Linked DNA regions of Homo sapiens: region 1 is linked to region 2. The links are chromatin loops, found by intact Hi-C in ENCODE. Cell type or tissue: natural killer cell. All regions are shown on one strand. Each heading gives the region's core, and the rest is flanking DNA. Links, peaks and the distances in the headings are about the cores only.

What was found. Hi-C counts contacts between places; a loop is a spot of excess contacts. Peaks named below come from ENCODE experiments on the same cell type or tissue, not always from the same donor. Only the 100,000 strongest peaks of a DNase experiment are listed, where the experiment ranks them.
Region 1: it touches region 2 in a loop (4-fold over the local background); 7 of 110 quality-filtered maps call a loop at or near these places.

Annotation. Positions count from the first base shown.
Region 1 is chr4:36,281,530-36,290,259 of GRCh38, reverse strand. DTHD1 (death domain containing 1) reads right to left here and starts at 8,644. Exons shown (of 10, transcript NM_001170700.3): 1 at 8,231-8,644; 2 at 5,669-6,284. The coding sequence starts at 8,501. In natural killer cell, for the core only: no CTCF peak of the experiment used is centred there; a DNase peak (open chromatin) is centred at 3,899; H3K4me3 peaks cover 4,632 bases; H3K27ac peaks cover 6,703 bases.
Region 2 is chr4:36,188,433-36,196,432 of GRCh38, reverse strand. ARAP2 (ArfGAP with RhoGAP domain, ankyrin repeat and PH domain 2) reads left to right here. Exons shown (of 33, transcript NM_015230.4): 7 at 2,786-2,855. Among named protein-coding and RNA genes, the nearest start is that of ARAP2, 52 kb to the left of the region's middle. RefSeq lists an enhancer at 6,215-6,264. In natural killer cell, for the core only: no CTCF peak of the experiment used is centred there; DNase peaks (open chromatin) are centred at 3,322 and 6,402; H3K27ac peaks cover 2,989 bases.

The DNA of each region.
Region 1 (8,730 bases), core at 377-8,376, 93 kb before region 2:
CTGATCAACTCTGTGACCTTGGGCAAGATCCTCAGCCTCTCTGTGCCTCAGTTTCCTCAATGGTAAAATGGTGATAACATAATACCTATCTCACGGGAGTATGAATTGAATTAAATGAACCATTACATGTTAAGTAATTAGAGCTATGTCTGGTACACCATAGTTGTTATATATATTAGCTATAATTACTTTTGTTACTATTGTTATTTAAGCAATTGATTATTCCACAATAAGAAGCTGAAGATTGCTGAAGTTTCTTGGTAAAATCAGTACTAATACTTGAATAATTTCCTCAATTGTGAGGAGAGGGAGTAAACATATATGAAGTATTAGAATTGTCTAAACACACTAGATCAAATGATGATGATGATTATATATTTTTAGAAAAGCTGAGAAAGATACAAAAGAACTGTAAATTTATCATTAATCATAGTAATTAGGCAAAGATTACTTATAATCCCCAAAAAAATCAATCCAAAATTTTATTTTGATCATTCATTTTACTCTTTTTTAACCATCAAATTTGCCAAGGATTATAGAGTTATAGATTTGAATTCAGATTTGAGATCAGTCACTATTTACTTGACCTTACACATTAATAATTAATATTAAAATAGTTAATATTTTGCTGCTTTCTATTAAGTAGTTTTTAGGTTACACACTATTCTCACAACTATTGTATTAGGTAGGTGCTACTAACATAATTATTTTACAGATAAAAACACTGAGGCTCAGAAAATTTAACTTTCTTTTAAAGATCCCACAGATGGTAAGTTTTAGACCAGATAATTGGCTCCATCTATCTTTAATGTGAAAGTCCAAACTCTTTAATATAATATCATAATTCCTCAAATCATTCAAAAGTGCTGGTTACTTTATTCATTACAAATTGAAACTAATATCTAATTCATAACAGTGTGAAGATTGAATGTGATAAAACATTTAAACTTACAATAATGTGTTGGCCTAAGATGTATGCTCAATAAATTCTGATTTTCTACATTAAAATTACCAACTTGAGTTCCTCTTTTTTTACTACTTCTCATTTATACCAGTGAAATGATTGAAATACTGGAAATGTTGAAGAGAAATAAGAGGATCTATATATAACATAGCATTAATGTCCAGCTCTAAAATAATCAGATTTTAGACGTTTTTCAATTACTTGTAAATAGAATTTTAAAGCACAATTTAACATAGAAATCCAAAAAATATGTAGAAATTGCAGAGAGGGTCATTGATTTATGTTTACAATTCTAAACTCATAGTTAGAAGGAATAGAAAGTGACTCAGCACATTGTTCTGCTTGAGTATTCTTTGGTGATGGTGATAAAAATAATTCAGAAAATGAGAAACATTGTTTAATAGAGGATACAGTGACCCAGCGTTGTATAACTTTAGGAATGACTCTCCTCTGTGCCTTGGAAACCATCTGAATACACTTTTCTTCCAGGAGTTATGTTTCTCAACTGACAGATGAAGTAGAACAAGGTGACTTTTAAATGGTTCCATTCTCTTTAGCCCTAGTCAAATAGATTTAGGCTAGACAGTAAAATACAGTTATGTGGCATGGCACTGGTATACAAATAGACACATAGACCAGTGGAACAGAAAAGAGGACCCTGAAATAAAGCCAAATACTTACAGCCAACTGATCTTCAGCAAAGCTTACAAAAATATAAACTGAGGAAAGGACACCCTATTCAACAAATGGTGCTGGGATAATTGGCAAGCCACATGTGGAAGAATGAAACTGCATCCTCGTTTCTCACCTTATACAAAAATCAACTCAAGATGTATCAAGGCCTGAAACCATAAAATCAGACCTGAAACCAAAAAAAGTTCTAGAAGATAACATCAGAGACCCAGCACAGTGGCTCACGCCTGTAATCTCAGCACTTTGGGAGACCGAAGCGGAAGGATCACCTGAGGTCAAGAATTCAAGACCAGCCTGAACAATATGGTGAAATCCTGTCTCTACTAAAGATGTAAAAATTAGCTGGCATGCTGGTGGGCGCCTGTAGTCCCAGTTACTTAGGAGACTGGAACAGGAGAATTGCTTGCACCTGGGAGGTGGAGGTTGCAGTGAGCTGAGATCGTGCCACTGCACTCCAGCCTGGGCGAAAGAGCAAGACTCCATCTCAAAATAAAATAAAATAAATTTAAAAAGATAACATCAGAAAAACCTTTCTAGACATAGGCTTAAGCAAAGACTTCATGACCAAGAACCCAAAAGCAAATGCAACAAAAACAAAAATATATAGGACTTAACTAGACTAAAAAGCTTCTACACAGCAACATAAACAATCAGCAGAGTAAACAGACAACCAACAGAGTGGGAGAAAATCTTCTCAATCTATATATCCGACAAAGGACTAATATCCAGAATCAACAAGAAACTCAAACAAATCCAGAAGAAAAAACAAACAATCCCATCAAAAAGTGAACTAAGGACATGTATAAACAATTATCAAAAGAAGATATGCAAATGGTCAACAAACATATGAAAAAATGCTCAACATCACTAATGATCAGGGAAATGCAAATCAAAATCACTATGCAATACCACCTTACTCCTGCAAGAATGGCCATAATCAAAAAACAAACAAACAAGATGTTGGTGTGGATGTGGTGAAAAGAGAACACTTTTACACTGTGTGTGGGAATGTAAACTAGTAAAACCATTATGGAAAACAGTGTGGAGAATCCTTAAAGAACTAAAAGTAGAAGTACCATTCAATCCAGCGATCCCACTACTGGGTATCTACTCAGAGGAAAAGAAGTCATTATGTGAAAAAGATACATGGATACTCATGTTTATAGCAGCGCAATTCACAATTGCAAAAATATGGAACCAGCCCAAATGCCCATCAATCAAGTGGATAAAGAAATTGTTACATATACATATTTATATCATGCCCTGGAATACTATTCAGCCATAAAGAGGAATGAAATAATGGCATTCACAGCAACCTGGATGGAATTGGAGAACATTACTCTAACTGAAGTTACTCAGGAATGGAAAAACAAACATTTTATTTTCTCGCTTACAAGTGGGAGCTGAGCTCTGAGGATGCAAAGGCATAAAAATGATACAATAGACTTTGGGGACTCTGGGGAAAGGGTGGGAGGGAGGTGAGGGATAAAAGACTACACATTGGGTACAGTGTACACTGCTCAGGTGATGGGTGCACCAAAATCTCAGAAATCACCACTAAAGAACTTATTCGTGTAACCAAACACCACCTGTTCCCCTAAAACCTATTGAAATAAAAAAAAATAAGAAAAATTTTTAAATTAAAACTTTTAAAAATAAAATACAGGTATATAGAACATAAAGGCATACCAGTCAAAAATGGACTGCACATATAATGGTGGTCTTAAAAATTATAATACTGTATTATTGCTGTACCATTTCTATGTTTAGATATGTTTAAATACACAAATACTTAGCATTGTGTTTTAGCTGCCTAAAGTATTCCGTATAGTAACATACTTTACAGGTCTGTGGCCTGGGAGCAATATGCTATACCATGTAGACTAAGCGTGCAGTAGGCTATACCATCTAGATTTGTGTATGCACATTCTGCAGTGTTTGCACAATTGACAAAATCACCCAACCATCCATTTCTGTGAACATGTCCCCATCATTAAGTAACCGATGACTGTAATCACATTGGTTTACTCTAGCCTTATTTTCCCTTTTTGTATACACCAGGACAGCTAGGAAGAGATAGGTTGCTTTCAGAAAGCTATACGGGGGAATTGACAACACATTCTGAGTGAGGTTTTGTTTATCACACACATCTTTTATGTGGCATGATGGCTTCCTAGGCCGAGGGATTGCAATGAGTACTCAACTTCTGAAATATACAAGCCAAGCACAATTGGTTTGGGTGCTGCAAAGAGGAAGTCACTAACCAGGAAACACCTAAAGGAGGTGTTAGAGGGAGTAGTTCAGGCAATGACTCATTAACCGATGCTTTGAGTCATTTCTGAATGTGAGAATATGGAGCTTCAATGTTTTTCTCAAGTGAAACAGGTAACCACATATAGACTACTTTAGCAGTTGTTTTGTTGGAGCGGTAATTCTTACAAATCATGTGGATCTATCATGCACTGAATATCCTCAACCATAGAATTCATCAGACTCTGACCTGTAGAAACATTACGGCCAAATTAGAACCACCTCTTCATTTTATGGGCGAGATAACTAAGGTCAAGGTGAGCAAAATGACTTGCCTAAGATCATAGTCCTCAAAATGGTATCATACACCTGAAAGAGCATCAGTACATCAAAGCAGAGATGGGGGTAATGGAACAATGGTAGTGAGTGACAGGTGAAGAAAGTGAGAGTTTTTGGAGCTAAAATAAATGAATAGACTAACATTTACCTGGTGTGAATATCTGAAAAAGTGGCCTGGTGTTAGGTCGTTTAAGTGATTTTCTCATTTGACCTTACCAAATAATCCCAGGATGTATATATTATTTCTACAAATAAGTAAATTAGGCTGAGAAATGAAGCAAGTTGCCCAGGGTCACAGAATTAGTATGTAATAAAACAGAAAGTGAAATTTAAGTTTGTCTGATGCCCAAAACACATATTTTTTTTTTTCACTTCTAAGCGTGTTATGTTTGTCTGGGAAAATATGGTCTGTGAATATCTTATTTTATACGGACAAATAGGGCCTTATTACCTCTTTGCACAGGAGAGAAAATTTATAAAATAGATTGGTCTTTCTCACTTTTTTGAAGTTATGGTCTCCTAGAGAATCTGATGACAGTTCTAGACCATATCCAAGGAAATGAAATAGGTCTGAACATACACATTCAATTTTAAGTACCTCCCAAAGCTCATCCATAAAATCCCTAGAGTTCTACAGACACGGGTTTAAAACTCATAATGATTTTCTTGAGAATATAAATAAAGTGAATCTGAGGCTAAAACATTCTCTCCAAATCTTCTAACACCCTACAGTCTTCTAGTTTTTCTTATTATATTTGAACTCGTAGTAATTTGCAAAGTATTCATGATCTGGACAATTGCTCATTTTAACTACTTTCGTATCTACTCAATTCCTTCCTCTTTAAAAAAATGTAATGTGTTTGTTTCTTAAAGCTATAAGAAATAAACAATATTAATAATAGTGGCCATATAAATTTTTATAGGAGTGATTTAAGCTGAATTACTGATTACAATATCTTTGGGAGGTATGAAATGGAAATACTATGCATGTTGCTATAGTCTAACTGTTTGTGTCTCCTCAAAATTCATGCATTGAAATCCTGACCCCCAAGGTGATGGTATTAGGAGGTGGGTCCTTTTGGGATATGATTAGGTCATGAGGGTGGAGCCCTCATGAATGAGATTAATGTCTTTATAAAGCAGGCCCAAGGGAGCTTGTTCACTTTTTCCACCATGTGAGGACACAGCAAGAAGGCACCTTCTATGAACCAGAAAGCCCTCACCAGACACCAAATCTGCTAGCACCTTGATTTTGGATTTCCAAGCCTCCAGAACTGTGAGAGATAAATATCTGTTGTTTAAAAGCTACTCACTTTATGATGTTTTGTTGTAGCAGCCTGAATGAACTAAGACATGTACTAACTATAGAAACACACATATAAGTAGGCATACTTAAGCACTTCCCACATTGCATTTACTTACTCCTTTTCCATTATGTTATTCTTGTGCTTTATATTCTCTGAATCATTGGGAAGAGTACTATTTATATATTTCTTGGAGATATCACATATTATTGAGGATGTGGTCATCTCTTCTCTTGGGCTTTCTGAAGTCTCTTGAATTTCTGTCTCTGTTGTCTGAATTATGCCATGAGTCTCTTCCCTGTTGCCATTTATGTTCTCAACAGTCATGTGTTCTATTTGTTTATCATCTTCATTTTCTGCATTATCTGGGAACATTTTATTCTGTGACTCTTCTTGCCCCAGTACACGTCCATTCAGTGATGTATTGTTTTCTTTTTCCACTAATGCTGAACTCATATGTGTTTTATTTTTTTCTAACTGGACCTGGTTTGTGTAATGACTTTCCTCTCCATTTGTGGGAGAAACAGTAGCTGTTTCTATGACATTTAGTTCCCCTCTTGCAGCAATGTCTGCTGCTTTGGTATCTTGAATGGAGGACATTGTCTGCTGTGGAGTACATTCATCATGCATGCCGCATAAATTACAAATCTCCTTTTCTTCTTTCTTTAGAAGTGCAGCAGTGCTCCCCAAATGTTCAGTTATTTTTATGAGGCAGTCTATGAAAGTAATGATTTCTACACACACATACATGGACACACAAAGAATAAATACAAAACTAAACCAAATTATGTTTCTGCACTGACATCTAATGAAACATGGCAAGATAATTTTAGAAACCTACAAAGACCTTTACTGTGCATTTAAGCCAAACTCCTGAAGGAGAAGTAATTGTATAACTGTCACTCTTTTAACAATTGTAGGATTGACAACAAACCATTTTTAACATGGTAGCAAAGAGTAAATCTAATCCCTCTTGCTTATAAAGATACTTCGAATATTTAAAGACAAATGTCATAACCTCTTGCTCCCCCAATAAGAACTGAAGTCAACATCTCCCTCAATTGTTTTTCATTTGGTATGATTTTGAGAACTCTTCTTTTACCACTGGATGTACAATAGTTTATCAATGATCCATTTAAAATGCTGGGCTGAAAATTAGGCGAACACTCCAGATGAGGCTTGGGTGGCAGAAACACCATACCTCCATTATTTCTGCCAATGTAGATGCTTTGTTTTGGAGCCTAGTTTACTGCTATAAGAATTGGATTAGGTTTATACTATTCCTCCTGATGAATTTGTGAGCATTGGAAATTTTCAAATTAGTCCTTCAGAGAATAGCTCTGACCATACCAATTCTCTGATTGGAACCTGAAGTGGCTACTCAAAGCCTACTAACTCAGGTCAACCTTCTTCACTCTGAAGTAAACTCTTAGCATGATCAAATCTTATATAATCTCTCACTCCGTCATCATTCTTCCCACTCTCCTATTTGTTCATCCTGCTTCTCCTCACTACTGAGGTCACCTGATGACTTCTTGCAGGCTTAGTACCTCTCTAGTCTTTAGAATTCAGTTCTGAACTAAAGAATAGGTAATTTAAGGCCCCATAGCTTAGTGTTTTTAAAGCCATCACCAAATCATCCCTTCACCAGTCAGGGCTTTTCTTTGGGATCCAGTTCTGACAACTTGTGTTTTGTTTTGTTTTGTTTTTGTCTTATACCTGAGAACTTGTCTTTATTTTTAACTCCTATTCTGGTAACCAAGTCCTTGTTTTTTTCTGAATATATATTTGCTTGTTATATTGCCAAAGACCATGTTCCACTCCCTCCAGAGGCTAAAGGTCTCATTGTGGGCTGCAGCTGATGGCTTCTCAGTCATGCTGCCTTTAGACAGATTTCCCTGATGCCCACTATTTGCCCTTTAGATTGAATTTCTTAACATCATCTACCCTGGATTTCCTCATAGATGGAACCTGCCCACTTATCTTGATACTGTATTATTTAGAGTTGAATTTCATGATGCCACCTATATGCTTATCTGGAGTAACTGTTGTTATCTAGGATTATATTCATCAGATTCCACATTCTTCCTGCCTTACTGTACTTTTCCACATCCATAACTGGACCTATTCCCAAGAATCCCTCTCCAGCCCCAGTGCATGGGGATCCAATTCCCTATCCCAACCCACTCCAGTCTTCCCAGTAATTTTGCAATCAATAAGGCTAAGCTCAAATGACCCTAGAGATAGAATACTATATTCTGATATAAAAAACAAACTACTAGCTCTGCCTCAGTGGCCTGTATTTTCCTGTCTCTAAGTCTTGGATCCTACTAAAATTACCGACTCTCTCTTTCCTGCTGCATAAATCCAATTCACTCTTTAAGCTTCAGCTTAAATACTACATTTTTCTAGCAAACTTCTCAATTCCCCACCCTACAGATGGGATTTAAACTGCTTCTGAAGTCCAAAAGCACTTCATTCATGTGTTTCTAATGGGACTGGCCCCAATGTCCCTGGCATTATTGTGCATTTGTCTCAACTTATTTCCCCTTTGAAATTGTTAGTCTCTTGTGGACAGAAACTCTATCTTAGCCTATCTGGTATACTCATAGCCCCTCTCAGATCTTGCCCTAATCAATATTTCTTAGAGAAAGAATAAACTAAAAAAAAGAATACTTGCCTTTTCTCGAGACACATTGATTCTCTTTGTCAAGCAGCACATGCAGCTGCTGGCAGGTGGAACGCAGGGTGCCTGAGGTGTGCTCCAGCAGCTGGTGAAGGGCACTGCTGAGTTCCTGACCCAGAAAGACCACAGTGGCCATCCAAGTGGCCCCACCAGCCCCCTCACAAAGGTCATCACCCAAGAGTGCCTGCTTTAGCATCTGGTTTTGTCTCCAAATCTGCTTCAATATTTGGCCCAGTTTACCTGAGCCCATGTATTCCATATCCATTTTATGATCCAAAAGTGGTATTTTCTCTCCTGCCAGCAAAGCCTAAAGGTTTTGCAAATTCAAACTTTGTGATTGTTATTTCTCCTAAACTCTAGGAGATGATCCGAGTCAGCTAGCCCAGCACTTTCTCACAACATAGTGGTTATTCAGTTTGGTGTTGACTAGTGAAAAGTTACTAGGTGACCGAAGAAGGGGCGTTCCTGTACCATGGGTGCTACTGTGTACAGAA
Region 2 (8,000 bases), core at 1-8,000:
CAGTGGTAGGGTGTGTCCTTTGCATTATGAGCGCCTGAGAGGGGAGTTGTAGCTAGTCAGATGCTGCATCTTCGACTGATCCTTAAGCCTAACACATGAGTAAGCTATCGGCCCTCCCTCTTCCCCTCCTCCTTTTTCTGTGGACACAAATATTAAGTAACTGGATGATGCCTCAGACACAAACTGTCTATCAAGATGGTGATGGAATTCTAAGAAAGTTTTAAGTGTTGGAGTGGCTGCAGTTAATCTTAAGTAAGACATGTGAAAATAGGTTGTAAACCTTTTATACTTGATGTTTTGGCAGGTTTCAAAACTTTGAATTTAATTCTGCGTGTTCTGAAGTTTTCTTGCATTCCCTCAACCGTTCTTTTAAAAGATGCTGATTATATGAGTGCTGATCATTTGAGTTTTTATTTGTCTGTTATCCCACCCATGGTGCCAGAAGGACTGTGCTTTTAATCATGTCACTCATTCCTTCAGCAAATTCTTTTTCAGTGCCATATTCCTCTCTGTGTTACTTGCTGATCCTACAGAAGGAAATAAACATTGTCCTTGTAAAGCATAAGACCTGGTGTGGGAGACAAACATTAAGCAAATAAGCAAATATATAAAATTAGAGGTTGTGTTAAGTGCTATGAGGAAAAGTAGAGGGTATTGAGAGAGAGAATAACTTTGTTATCCACTTTGGATCGGGTCATCAGGGAAGGGATTTCTTTGTAGTTGGTTTAGATGTAACTGAAAGATAAGGAGTCAGCAAAGGGAATAGTGGGGTAATGGGAGGCCCTAAGGGCTCTATCCCCCACAGATGTTAATTATTTTTATCTTAAAATGGAAGATTATATATGTAATTGAGCTCTAGCTTACTGTCATTCCCAGTGTGAAGTGGGTTGTGTCCCAAAGCAAAATCTTGATTTACTGAATTACTGTTTGGATTGTGTTAGAAGGTATGTATTTCTCTGCCTTTAAGTGTGGAAGAGATAAAATGAAATGAGCAAAAAGTGACTAATTTATCCAGTGTATAATTATTGTGTTTGCTTAATATTTCTTTACCTTTCAACATTTAATGCTGAGAATTTAAGGAACCCTGTGTTGCTAGAAAAAGTAAAAACCAGATGGCTCTAACACTGTTGGATGTTGCAAAGTGAGGAAAACCCATTGCAGACAGGCCAAGAAAAGTTAAATTCTAGAAGCTGAAAGATGAAAAATAAGATGGAAAGAGGGCTGGGTGGTCAGTTGTGGTAATATGCTTTTAAAGTAATTTTTTTGAGATGGGGCTCTCACTGTGTTGCCCAGGCTGGAGTACAGTGGTGCAGTCGTAACTCACTGTAGCTTCCACCTCCTGGGCTCAAATGATCCTTTCAACCTGAGCCTTCCAAATAGCTTGGACAACAGTTGTGCGCTACCATGCCTGGCTATTTTTTTTTTTCCTGTATGTTTTGTAGAGACAGGGTTTTGCCATGTTGCCCAGTGATCCACCCACCTCAGCTTCTCAAAGTGATGGGATTATAAGCATGAGCCACCACGCCTGGCCAAAATTTTTATTTTATATTTTTTTTCTGTAATTAGAATTAAATATGAAGTGGTTATATGCTTTTAAGATATTTACATGTAAATTTACATGTTCTTATTACTTCATAATTAATTCAATGCTTATATGTGAAAATGTTGTCTGCAGTAAAGAATCTCAAAAATTTTTTATATTTGATCAGATTTGGTATAATTTTATCTTATGCAGAACATATTTGCTAACAATTAATTTGGGAGGCTTGCTGTGTTTCACTTGCATAATAGATGTGTGGCTGGGGAACCAGCCCAGAGACAAGCTCTCTACACTTCCTGAAGTTCTTTTTCTATTGTCTTCTGAGAGCCAAGAAAAGTTATGCCAACTCCTTGTTTTAAACATTTCAGAAAATTGCAAAAGCACAAGGTAGACAGAGTTGATATTTGTTTAGAAATAATATTTTTTAAATTTTTTAAAAAATAAGAAGTTCGTTTTCGTATATTTTCTGTGTTAAAGACCAAAAGTACCTATGGTTGTCTGCCTTCAGGGAAGGAGAATATAAAATAAAAATAAAAAGCAAGCCTAAGTAAAAACAGTTCTTCACTTCTTCCTTATATAGTCAGAAAAATAGTTTATTTTTTCTTTTAAGCCTGCAACATGTGATATCTTTTTTTGCTTTTGTTTTTCATGTCAGTAGCCATTTTAAACTACCTTTGCCTTTCATATGATCATTTAAAAAATATACTAATCTTTCACTGAATTTTGAATGCTTATAAATGATTCTGTATATTTGTTCAGGTCTTTTTCAGCTTAATCAAAATTCAATATGTTTTCCATGTAAATCCAATTGACAAAGCCTTGTTATTTTAGTAAGATATTTATGCCCTAAAACAAAAATCAAGGGAAAATAAAATAGATATATAAGCTTAATGAGGGATGAAAGCTTATATTATCTTCGTGGAAGGATTATCTTTATTATTAGAAATGGGTTCAGTGACAGTGTTTCTGACCACATTTTGTTGTGCACCGAACCTTACAAATGTGTGCAACAACGCTGTTAATTTTGTCATTAACAAAAAATTCCTAGGTCAACTGATTAGAAAGTACTATTATGCTATTTTTTCCTATGTGCCATGGCCAAAACTGTGTATTATCATAGCCTATTGTTGTCTATGGTGTTTAACATTAAATAATAATATATTTACACGGTTACATTACAAATGAATTTAACAATCTAAGTTCATGTTACTTGAATGTAAAATAACAATTTCATATGTTTTGCAGAAAACGCATGTTTCAAAAGAGATGGGTGAAATTTGATGGCCTTAGCATTTCTTACTACAATAATGAGAAGGTAAATACATTTTACAGTTTTCAAAAATTGCTTTTTTATGCATACGAAGAGTAAAATAAGCAAGCAGTTTGGTTTTTAAGAATAGGAGGTAGATTCTCAACATGAAAAGAATTTGAAGTTGCAACTAATAAATATATTACCATATGCTTAGTTAATTAAAATCAGATGATTTTTGTCTTAAGTATGTACTTTCTCTTAACACACTAATTTTAAGATTTAACCACATGCTCTTTTTTGTAGCTCATAATCTAACATAATTTTCTCATTATTTGGAGATTTCCACCCCCTAATATTGGCAATACCTGTGGCTCTAATAGATATTTAGCCTTCTTTTTATATATTGCTTCTTTATTGCTGCAGGACAGAAGAATATATGCTTTTAGACAGTAACACATACTGCAACATAACACACATTGCATGCTCTATGGCTGAGAATAATGGAAGATATAGAGAGGTGTTAATTGTTTGGTTTCATTTTGCAGTGACTCAGAGCATCAAATCGGTATAAACACATCTCTTGGAGGTTTGCAAGATGGTTGGATGAATATTTTTGAAAAGCCATTTTCTTTTTTTTCTTTTTTGGAGACAGAGTCTTGCTCTGTTGCCCAGGCTGGAGTATAGTGGCAGGATCTTGGCTCACTGCAGCCTTTGCCTTCTGGGTTCCAGCGATTCTCCTGCCTCAGCCTCCTGAGTAGCTGGGATTACAGGTGCACACCACCATGCCTGGCTAATTTTGTAATTTTAGTAGAGACAAGGTTTCACCATGTTGGCCAGGCTGGTCTCAAACTTCTGATCTCAAGTGATCTGCCGCCTTGGCCTCCCAAAGTGCTGGAATTACAGACATGAGCTACCACGACCAGCCTTAAAAGCTGTTTTCTGTTTTAGCTACTATTTTTTTCTAGTTTGCTTGTACATTTGAGTCTTAAGACAATTCGTTGCCTAGGTTGAGTAGAAGGTAGTCTCTATAGCTGATGGAATCTCACTGCTGGTTTTCTCCAGCACCTGTAACCTTTTCTGGTTTGATTGAAATAAGGAGGAAAACTACTCAGGAGTGAGACAGGCTTCCATGCCATAAAACTGTTGCTGGCACTACCATTGTTTTCATTTGAGATAATTTCTAGTAACTGTGTCAAACTGGACTGTTTTTCCCTCTTTCCCTCTGTTTGTTCTTTTAAAGCTTATCTCAACTGCAGTGAAGAGATGAGGACCTCTCACGTTTTTAGTTATTGATGCAATGAAAATGATGCAGCTTGGTTTGAAATTAAAAAGTTCATATAAAAATGAGATATTGCAAATCATTTAGCTTAATATTAAAAAAATTTAAGTTGTTATTTTCTGTGACACTTCATCCATTTATTGTCTAGATGGTTGGTTACATTTTGGCAAAAAAAAAAAAAAAAAAAAAAAAACAGAAACACTGGATTTGGTGTTTCCTAAAAGGAGAGAGAGTTTCTGTTGTGACTCTTCTAGCAAAAGGGATGCATAGGTGTGGCCATAGCCACTATTTTGGCTGGGTGACCCGGTGTTAACAGCTATGAGAACTGAACAGTTGGGTCTTTTAATGTTTAAATGTGCACTTGAGGAGCATGTGGTTGGGCCTTTGGGAGGTAGCGTGCACAGTTACACATTCCCTAGGTTTCTTCCACTTTCTTTGAGGCCGCCAATCATGTCTCTGTAAGGACTCCTTCATTATATCACAGAAAATGGCATGATCCAAACAGCCTTGATATTTTATCCCCTGCAAAGAAATCTAACTCACCCCCATTTTCACCCAGCTGTGGGCAGAATTGCCCTGTGATCGTTTCATTGTCTCAAATTGGTAGATAAATGACAGGCTTGCCCTAGATACCTGTGTGTTACAGGCTCAAGGGATGCTTTAAAATTTCTTTCCTTAAGGAAAATTTTATACTCTGAAAAACACAGGCATTTTGAGCATTGTTGTCATTTGAGTATTTTTTTCTTTATTGTCTTTATCTTGTACTGTTGCAAGACAAATATAAAAATCAGCTCTACAGTGTTAAAAATTACAAGATTTTTCTTGGGATCTCATACTAGATTATAAATCAGCCATTAGATAAACTACAACATTCTGAGGTTTTAGTGACATAGTATTTTGCTTGTTAAGTATATTTTGATCACCTCTGGGGAATTATTTTTTTCTATTATTCTACCAGAAATATTTACTTGTTAACTATATCCTTGTTATAGGTGTGTAGGTTATTTTTTAAGGAATTGTTTTCTCTTTAACAGGATCTATTAGAAAGATAATCTTTTTTTAGTCCCTGTTTCTTTCAGTACAGTGCTACTTGACTTATTTCTAGTGACAAAATGGGTTAATGGTAACATTTTCCTCAACAAATAGTTAATTATCTCACTAGAGGGATGTTGTTATAAGTTCCTCTAATTCTTATGCAAGCTAAAATTTGGAAACAGATCACGTAGGGGATAAACTGTAAATGTTTTTAGGCATTCTAATTCCTGCTGTCTGGTCTCAGTCTCTACAGACTTAGAGCAGAGGGGCTCTTACACTGTCCCCAAAGATGCTGTGCCCTTTCCCACATCCTTAGGTTGCCTGACAATGGAAAGAGTTTATCTTCCTCTTCTGAATTTCTAGAGCACTTATTGGTCTAGTTTTGGCCTTGTATTGCCATTTTAACCTACTTGGATTTATAGGGTTTCCTTTGTTAAGCCAATCATGTCATGTGTCTCTGCCTAATGATCTTTTTAAACAGTGACTGAGTATACACTATGGGAAACTGGAGCATGTCTTTTCCTACATGTTCCCCTTGTGTTTTTGTTCTTCCATCTGAGCCTCCCTAGCCATTGCCATCCATCAACATTCTGTGCAAACATCAGACCCATCTTGTTATTCACCTCCATGAGCCTTTTCTTGATTTTCTCCAACTGTGTGACATTTGAAAAATAATATGCAGGAAAATTCAGAAGAAAAACAAACTGAAAGTAGGGAGGCAAACCAGGAGACTGTTACACTAAGCCAGGCGTTATTATCATGTAGACTAATGTATAGGCTCAGTGGAGCCTCAGTGGAAGTGATAAGAAATGAATTTCAAGAAATATTAAAAATGAGCCATCAGAGATTGTTATAATTGTGATTGATTAGACATAGGATTCATTCATTCAGAAAATATTTCTATAGTATTAACTACATGAAAGGTGGTGAGGAATGTAGATAAATGACCTGAAGCCTATTTGGGGAGAATATATTAATTAAATGATCACACAGGTAAATATAAAGTCACCGTTTAAATCACAATGAATAATTGTTATAAAGGAAAAATCCAGGTTGCTGTTAGCTTAAATTAGGGTTATCTGTGAGGATGAGGGGTTTGAGAGAATGTGCTGGTCAGAAAGGCTTTCTTCAGGAGGATATATTTATGCTGAAATATGAAGGTTGAGGAGGCAGTAAGTATGTGCAGATGGGCGTGAAGACAATTCGTTGCAGAGCAAACAGTGTATGCAAAGGCACTGGCTTGGGTAGAAATGTGATATATTCAGGAAACCTCAAGAAAACCAATGTGACAGTAATTCACAGTTGGTGAGTGGTGGGGAGGAAGTTTATTCTAGATGTGGGGAGAATGCAAGCTATGTGGGTGCAAAGGAACCAGCAAAGGTCAAAGATGACTTCATTCTATTTCAGATGGACTGGAAGAGTTGATATTTTAATGGACAGATATAAGGAGAGTGTAAGTCTTCAGGTGAAAATAAATTCAGTTTTACAGTTTATGGTGCTTACAAGACAGTTACATAGACTACTGATGACTTGAAATATGGCAGTGAAATTGAGTGAAATGAATAGATAAGAAAGGAAGAGAGAAATTTTAGATTACTCTGCATAAAGTTGGTAGAGCTGGAGGACATTATATTAAGTGAAATACGGCAGGAACAGAAAGTTAAACAGCCCATATTCTCACTGATGAGGAAGCTTTTTTCAAAGTGAATCTTACCAAAGTAAAAAGTAGTACAGAGGATAGTAGAGGCTGTGAAGGGTAGGGAGAAGGAGGACATAGGGAGAGATTTGTTAAAGGGCAGGAACTTATAGCTAGAGAGGCGGAATAAGTCCTAGTGTTCTATAGCACTGTAGGATGACTGTAGTTAACACTAATTTAATATAGTTTCAAATAGCCAGAAGGAGGATATTGAATGTTTCCAACACAGAGAGATGATGAATAATTGAGATGATGGACATGCTTGTTACCTCTTCTGGTCATTATACTTTATATGTATCACGACATCACTATGTATCATGACATCACTATGTATCCCATAAATACGAACAGTTATTATGTGTTAATTTAGAAAATTAAAAAAAAATAGTGGAAAAGGATTTTTATAGGGAGAGAAGATAAAGTAAAAAGGAGAAGAAATAAGTTGTTTACTAAGTGCTTATTTCTTGACATCCTTCTCTCTTTTCTGTATAAGGTTGCCCATTCATCTTCCTGAATCACAGCTCATTTGCCATACTCAGTTTTGGCTGCATGGGAGGACATAGGAGAGCCTTCATTGCATTGGTATTTAAGATTACATTAAAGAATGGATAGGATTTTGATGGATAAATAAAGTCAGGGATGGGAGATTGGAACAGAGCTAGTGAAGGAGAAGAAACTTAAAAAATACTCAGAGATAATGCCATGATGATATAGTGTATCTCCTTAAATAGCAGAAGAGGATATCCTTCTGGTAGAATGCCATGATGCTAATGATGACTGTCCCTTACCAATTGCTAAGGCAGGAATTTATGGCTAGGAGAAATATAAACTCAGTACTTGCTCCCTGCATGGAATGGTTTGCTGTTTTTTCCAAATCAGTTATATCTGGGACCTGCTCAAAAGTGTGGGTTCCAAGGATAACGCTGTGGAAGGGAAGAGATAAAGAAATCCCTTAAGGATGTATCCAAACTCTTTTAATATTGCAGACCTTCTATAATGTGTCCTTGGTATGCGTTATCAGCCTCCTATCTTTTGACTCTATGTTGTTGTCCTCTTATTTCTCTGCCTTACACTTCCATTATTTAGTCTTTTTGACTAGAATGCCCCCCACGCACTTGTCTATCTGGTTAAAATTAAGGTTTTTTAAAAGTCGGATTTAAATACCACCATGTTTGTAAAGGTATACCTCACAGCCTTT